Linked DNA regions of Homo sapiens: region 2 is linked to region 1. A link is an interaction called in ENCODE POLR2A ChIA-PET data of the cell type or tissue named here. Cell type or tissue: Panc1. All regions are shown on one strand. Each heading gives the region's core, and the rest is flanking DNA. Links, peaks and the distances in the headings are about the cores only.

The links. Peaks named below come from ENCODE experiments on the same cell type or tissue, not always from the same donor. Only the 100,000 strongest peaks of a DNase experiment are listed, where the experiment ranks them.
Region 2: POLR2A ChIA-PET joins it to region 1 with 5 read pairs; 2 of 35 experiments call an interaction of 5 or more read pairs at or near these places.

What each region holds. Positions count from the first base shown.
Region 1 is chr5:58,453,214-58,456,257 of GRCh38, forward strand. PLK2 (polo like kinase 2) reads right to left here. Exons shown (of 14, transcript NM_006622.4): 10 at 2,813-2,942; 11 at 2,326-2,566; 12 at 2,072-2,201; 13 at 1,698-1,808; 14 at 769-1,561. The coding sequence ends at 1,370. Among named protein-coding and RNA genes, the nearest start is that of PLK2, 5.4 kb to the right of the region's middle. RefSeq lists an enhancer at 3,018-3,044. In Panc1, for the core only: no CTCF peak of the experiment used is centred there; no DNase peak of the experiment used is centred there; H3K4me3 peaks cover 2,500 bases; H3K27ac peaks cover 2,500 bases.
Region 2 is chr5:58,205,641-58,208,684 of GRCh38, forward strand. The region is part of intron 2 of LOC105378983 (a long non-coding RNA gene); the gene reads right to left. Among named protein-coding and RNA genes, the nearest start is that of LINC02101, 85 kb to the left of the region's middle. In Panc1, for the core only: no CTCF peak of the experiment used is centred there; no DNase peak of the experiment used is centred there; H3K27ac peaks cover 1,229 bases.

The sequences.
Region 1 (3,044 bases), core at 379-2,878:
TAACAAACCAAAGCACTTCTTTTCATAGGACAGTATTTTCCTTATAGTGGGATTACAATTGAACAAAAAATATTTACATCTTATGCAGATGCCTGTAAGTTCAGAGTAACAGGATGAGCAGCTTTCCTTTACTACACCTGTCAAAGAGTAGATCCCACTGAAAAAGAAAACCTCAAATTTACCTCTTAATTTAATAGATTAAAAGATGGACCCCAAACCACAACTTGGTTCCCATACCACTCCTCAACTACCATGCACCAGAAGGAAAATAAAATGACTTATTCACAAAGTATTTCTCACTACTGGAATTATGTGCTAGTACTGCCAGTGGCACTGGAAGTGTTTAGGCAGGTTTATGCTGAGTAATATGTTTAGGTGGTGCATGTATTCTAATTCAGAGTTTTGCCCATATTAAGATAAACTTCCTGTACCTATTGACACTGAATAACAGAGATCTATTTAATCTGGCTTCACCTCCAAGCTAAACAAGTTTTGAAGAAATACTACAGAGAGAAATTGGGTTTGGATTTTGTAGGAGGCTTATATTTTGGTTGTAAGAAGAATGGTGTTCTTAAGCTAGATCTACTCTGAAAGTTTATGATTGTACTTCAGGTATTAGACTTCCTAGAAACTGTAGTTAGAAAAAATTAAAGATCTAACTCTCTAGTATGCTTCTATACTCAGTGGCTTCTTGGCACTGCTTGGCACGATCTTATCAAAAAATGTAACGATGTGGTGAAGAGTTCTACTAAAGACAGGAGACCATTATTTCTGCGTTTTCATACTCTTTATTGCCAACGGTTTAAAATGGTCAACATAAAAAAAAAGACATTTTGATAATAAATACTGCTCTTTGGGCTGTAATAAATAAAAAGTTTATTAACAAGGAATGCACTTTTCCAGCCACAAGTATCTTCAAAAATTAATGAAAAAAAATTATATATGGCCATAGTTCACAGTTACGCAGCCAAAAGCTGCTCCAATTACAGCCTTTAAACAACATGGGAGCTTCCTCCCTTCTCCCTCCCCTTCAGGAAGTATATTCACAGTTCCAAAGTCCTCTGGCTGAAATGCTCTCAACAGAGAGAATTTAAGAATCAATGCACCTTTCTGCAAAATTGTCTGAAAAACCTTTTAAAACAGGTATCTCAAGGAAAACTGCATTCTGGTTCACTCTTGGATTGTCCAAAGTCAAGAACTGTATGCCTTAGCCTGTTCTGGTTCCAACCAGTCCAGCAGGCCACAGGGGAATTGTTTTCGTACCACCACATGTCCATCTTCTTCAACATACTCTAGATCATTCTTTTGGCTTCCCTGTAGATCTCACAGTGGAAAAGAGGAGTCCCATAGGGTCCATTCGAAAAGTCTTTCAGTTACATCTTTGTAAGAGCATGTTCAGGGCATATTCCATTCGATTTTTTAATTCTGATGAACAGCCAGACATCAGCAGAGTTGTCAGCCTGAAAGTTGTAGATATCCTATCCTCATTGATGTAGGTGAGAAGGTATTCTTCATTTTGGCTACAGATGATGATTTTTGTATGATCATGGTAGAAATTCACCTTAAAAAATAAACATAGACATTAGATCTCTCAAAATATTCGAGAATTAGAAAAGTTCAGTCAATCACTAAACTGTCTAGGTACAAATCTTTCTGTTTAGGACCTAAACGTGCACTTTCCTGAAGAGTTCATTTACCTGAAAGGTGCCATCATTAAAGAGCATCATTAGGGCCTTATCAGATTTTAGCCACTGAAGGAGGTAGAGCCGAGGTCTTCGAATATCAGTAACACTAGGCAGATCTCCACCCTGGAAGAGATTAGGAGAGTGAGTTAGTGCCTACAAAGATTTTGTAGCATGCACTCTATTATTATTCTAAGAAAATCCTCTCAAACTTAAGCAAGCATCAGAATGGCTTTGGAAATCCCTGCCTCCACCTCCCGGAGATTCTGATTCAGTACACCAACGGTAGGTCAGGAGAATCTGTTTCTAACAAGCTTCAAAGTGATGCAGACACTACTGCTTTGTGGCCTACACTTCAAATGTCACCACTCTAAAGCCACAGTACTTACATCCATGAGGTTCTCCTCCATGTAATGAGAAAAGTATTTCAGCACCGTCACTTGACTAATAAATTGCTCAGGAGCATCTGTTGCTGGGAAAACTGAGCATTGGCCAAGCTCTGCGTAATAGTGAACTGTTCTATAAAAACAGGAACGAAAGGGAGAGAAGAGGAAAAAAAAATAGAAGCAGTTAATCATTGTTTTTAGATTTCTTTAGTGCAAGACTAGAGAACTGACAGGATTTCATTAATTGATACACTTACTTTTTGTCTGGAAGGAGGCTCATGTGAGCACCATTGTTGAAAAGGACACCGACGGTGTGGTCTGAGAGCTGGTACCCAAAGCCATATTTGTTAGAGTAATCAACCCATTTGGTGACCCACTGAAATGATGTGCTCAGCTGCTCTTTGGGAATGCAATCAGCTTCCGGCATGTTTTCCAGACATCCCCGAAGAACCCTTGCCACTGTGTCTGCAACACTTCCCATGGTACTGTCTTCAAGGCCTGAAAAGTCAGACAGAAATGTTTCAAGTTATACAATATTTTAGCAATAAAACCTCAGGCTTTGGTAGATGCTAAGTTTCACTCCATTAATTCGAAAGACATAGAACTCAAGATTATTTTCCAATTCCTGTAATCTTACTACTTCTATGTTAAATTAAGCTACAAAGTAAATTGACTTAAATTATTATGTATTTAGCACTGGCATTTCGAGTTTCATTATTTAAAATACGATTGACAACCACTTACATTCACTGCTGCTGCTACAGCTGCCAAGAGTCCCTCTGACTATCATCCGAATAGCATCCCCAATCTGCTGCTTGTTTTCTACTGCGGGTGTTCCAGACCTGGCAACTGTGGTGGTAGGTGGCTGGAGCTCCTTAGAAGAGAGAAGATTTATGCAATGAGTCAAGCATCTAAATTCATTTAAGGGTGAGAATTCCAGATTAAGATGAGAGTGAGGCAATTGCTGGGAAAGCTC
Region 2 (3,044 bases), core at 391-2,890, 250 kb before region 1:
TTCCAAATCTCCCACTAATTTATCTTGTGGCTGACCCTTACCCAGAACCACAGAGAAGGGGAAATTATAAAAAAGCTTAGCTAAGTTGATGCAATAAAATAGCTATAATATTATTAAATAAATATTCAAACCCTACCAACAAAAATGTGTACCTTTCTCTCTGTCTTCAAGAAAGTAACTTAGAATGGATAATAAATTCTGCTCCAATAACATCATTTTTTGCCACTTTTGTCTTTCTACCATTCTTTATAGAATATTAACAGATTTAAACTGTGGGAGTCATGAACTCCAGCCAATGTATTTTTTCAATGGGAAGCAGGGGCCCAGATAGGTTATGTGAGTTACCAGAGAGCAGACTTATTAATGTATTAGAGTTAAGCTAAAACTTCTGGTCTCCTTTTTCCTAGATGTCTTTCCTCCCTGCCAATCTACTTTATTACTTCCGTCAAACCTGGGTTCAGTTCTGTTTAAGTAAGTCTTCCCTAATTAATTCTGGTCCCTGACCACTTTTTTGTCCAATATTGCTTTAAATATTTAGACCTTATGGTTATGTTATAAATTCTACACAAACAGATGTTAAACAAATCAGTTTTACTAAATAGCTCTGCTTTTTAAAAGCATAAATGCTGTTTCTCCCAAAGAGCAAATCTTTTTTACCTCAAGTAATTTGTAATAATAGTTCCATTTTATTTGGCAAAAGGGCATGCTGACAGAATTCTATACAATAAGTGGAAAAACAGAAATTTGCTAATGAAAATTTTTCCAGGTTTAGAATGTAAATAATAATGCATTTTCGCCTATGAATTAGGGTGACTGATAACCCTGTTGATACCAGGAATTTGTTACATTTCACTGCCGTATTCATGGATCGCATGTTAGCTTGTGTCTGCAGGTGTTTCTATTGGAATAAATAATAGTTTGCACTTTAACTGAAACATTATTTCATGATAAACTAAAGGAATTCAAAGCACTAATCACATCAACAAATTATGCAGAAATAACAGCCTCCATGTGAAATATAAGGGTCATTCAAAATATGAGATAATTTCATGAAAATAAACAGTTTTTCTATTTATTTGCTACAGTGGAAGATGGCAGATGGGTTAACTAAATCCAGATTGTCTTTTGCTACAGGTATAATAGACATGAATTGAGCTGAGGATGCTAAAGAGTATTTAATGTGTTACACAGGAAGTACCATGATGTCGCTTGATGCATTCTGTCTACCAAAGACAGAATCTAACTGCAAATAGTGAGAAATAATGCATTAGGCAAAGAAAACACGGTATTTATGCTCCTGTGAGGATCAAGTTTAAGAAAAGATTAAAATGCTATCATCTAGATAAGCAAGTAGAACAAGATGCAGTATTTTGCAGAATATGTTGAAGGAAAGCAAAATATCTGCAAGACTATTTACAAAAAGTACTTTGAGTGTGTGCTGAAAGAAAGACAAAAAGCTATCTGCAAATAATGGTGAGAACTTTAAAATGAGCCAGATGCATTCTGCCACAGAACTGCCTCAGACAGGAAACCTCCATGGCTCACCCAGAAGAAGGCCAATAGAACTGTACAGGACACCAGATTCAATTAGGGAGAATTACCAGATTCTTGCTGCAAGTTTATCTTGTGATCTTTAATATTTAAATATATAAATATGTAAGTTAATGAATTGAAAAAATTCCCTGCCAGAGCTTGACAAACTAGCACCGATAAGACAGGGATATAAATATATGATATCATCTATTCTCCCACCTCCTCTGTGCAGTAAGTTTTAGAATAATGACATGCATGTCCTGTCTATAATAAGATAGAGAAAACTTTATTTTCTTAACCAATAACCAGGCTCTCCAATTTTAAGTCCTAAAGTTTACCTCTGAAAGAAGGAGGTCACAGCTAGATTTGTTTTTTTAACTCCTAGATTAAAATGTGTATTAATTTCTTAAAGCTGCCCTAACAAAACCCCACACACTGGGTGGCTTATAACAACAGCAATGTATTCTTTTACAATTCTGGAGGCTAGACATTTGATCAAGTTTTGGCAGTGTCTTCCTGTCTCTGAAGCCTCTAGGGGAGGGTCCTTTCTTCTCTCTTCTTTCTCCTGGTAGTTGCTGGCAATTCTTGGGTTGCCTCCTAGTAGTCCTGAGCCTGATTGGCTGATCGTTCCAGATCGGTTCCTTCTAGTTCTGAGTTGAGATCACCAGTGCATTTTTTATGCACAACTTTGGTTTTACCTCTGCCCTGTGTTTTATCTTGAGGTTAATTGCTTTTGAGAATAAAACCATAAGCCATCAAGACAGAGCACAGCTGGGTTAGAATGAATTCCTTCCAGCAGTAATTTACCTACCTGATGCTTGACAGGGATATTTGCCCAATTGAAACATTTCTGTTATTCCCCACTCTCTTTCTTCTCTGCTTTCTGATTTGCATTGTAACCCTAGAAGCATCACAATTGGCCCTCCTTTCCAAGTCACAAACTGAAAAATCTTTCAATGAGAGTCTTGAATTTCAGAGACATCAACAGTTTGCACTTGGTTCTCAGAGCTGATGAATAACGGAACCTTTGGAAGTAGAGTCCATCAGTTTCTCTCAGCTGCTAGCCTGAAATTCTAGGGTTACTGAGAGAAGAACAGTGGTTCAAATATTGTGCATAAGTATGTCTCAGCATGCTCCATTCTGGTACCACAGTTCCAAATTTCTAATTCTGTGAATTGATCTGGAGATTTTAAGGAAAATCTGCTTCCCATCCTGCCCATCCTATATCCCCTGTTTCTTTCTACTCCCACCTGGAAAACTTTCTTCCTCCAGTAACACCAGCGACATTTGGTTTCTGCCTACTGACTGCCAAGCACAAGTGTGCCTTGTGCTTTGTGTAGAGGTAGGTATTATTTCTATTTTACATGAGGAAACTGCAGTTATTAACTCAATCTGGCTGTCTCCAAAACCCCATGCTTCTACTTCATCATGCTGTATGAGTCTCCTGTTTATTTTGTTTGTTTGTTTGTTTACTTGATCCCTTAAAAATGTTTTTTGTTAGATATTTATTT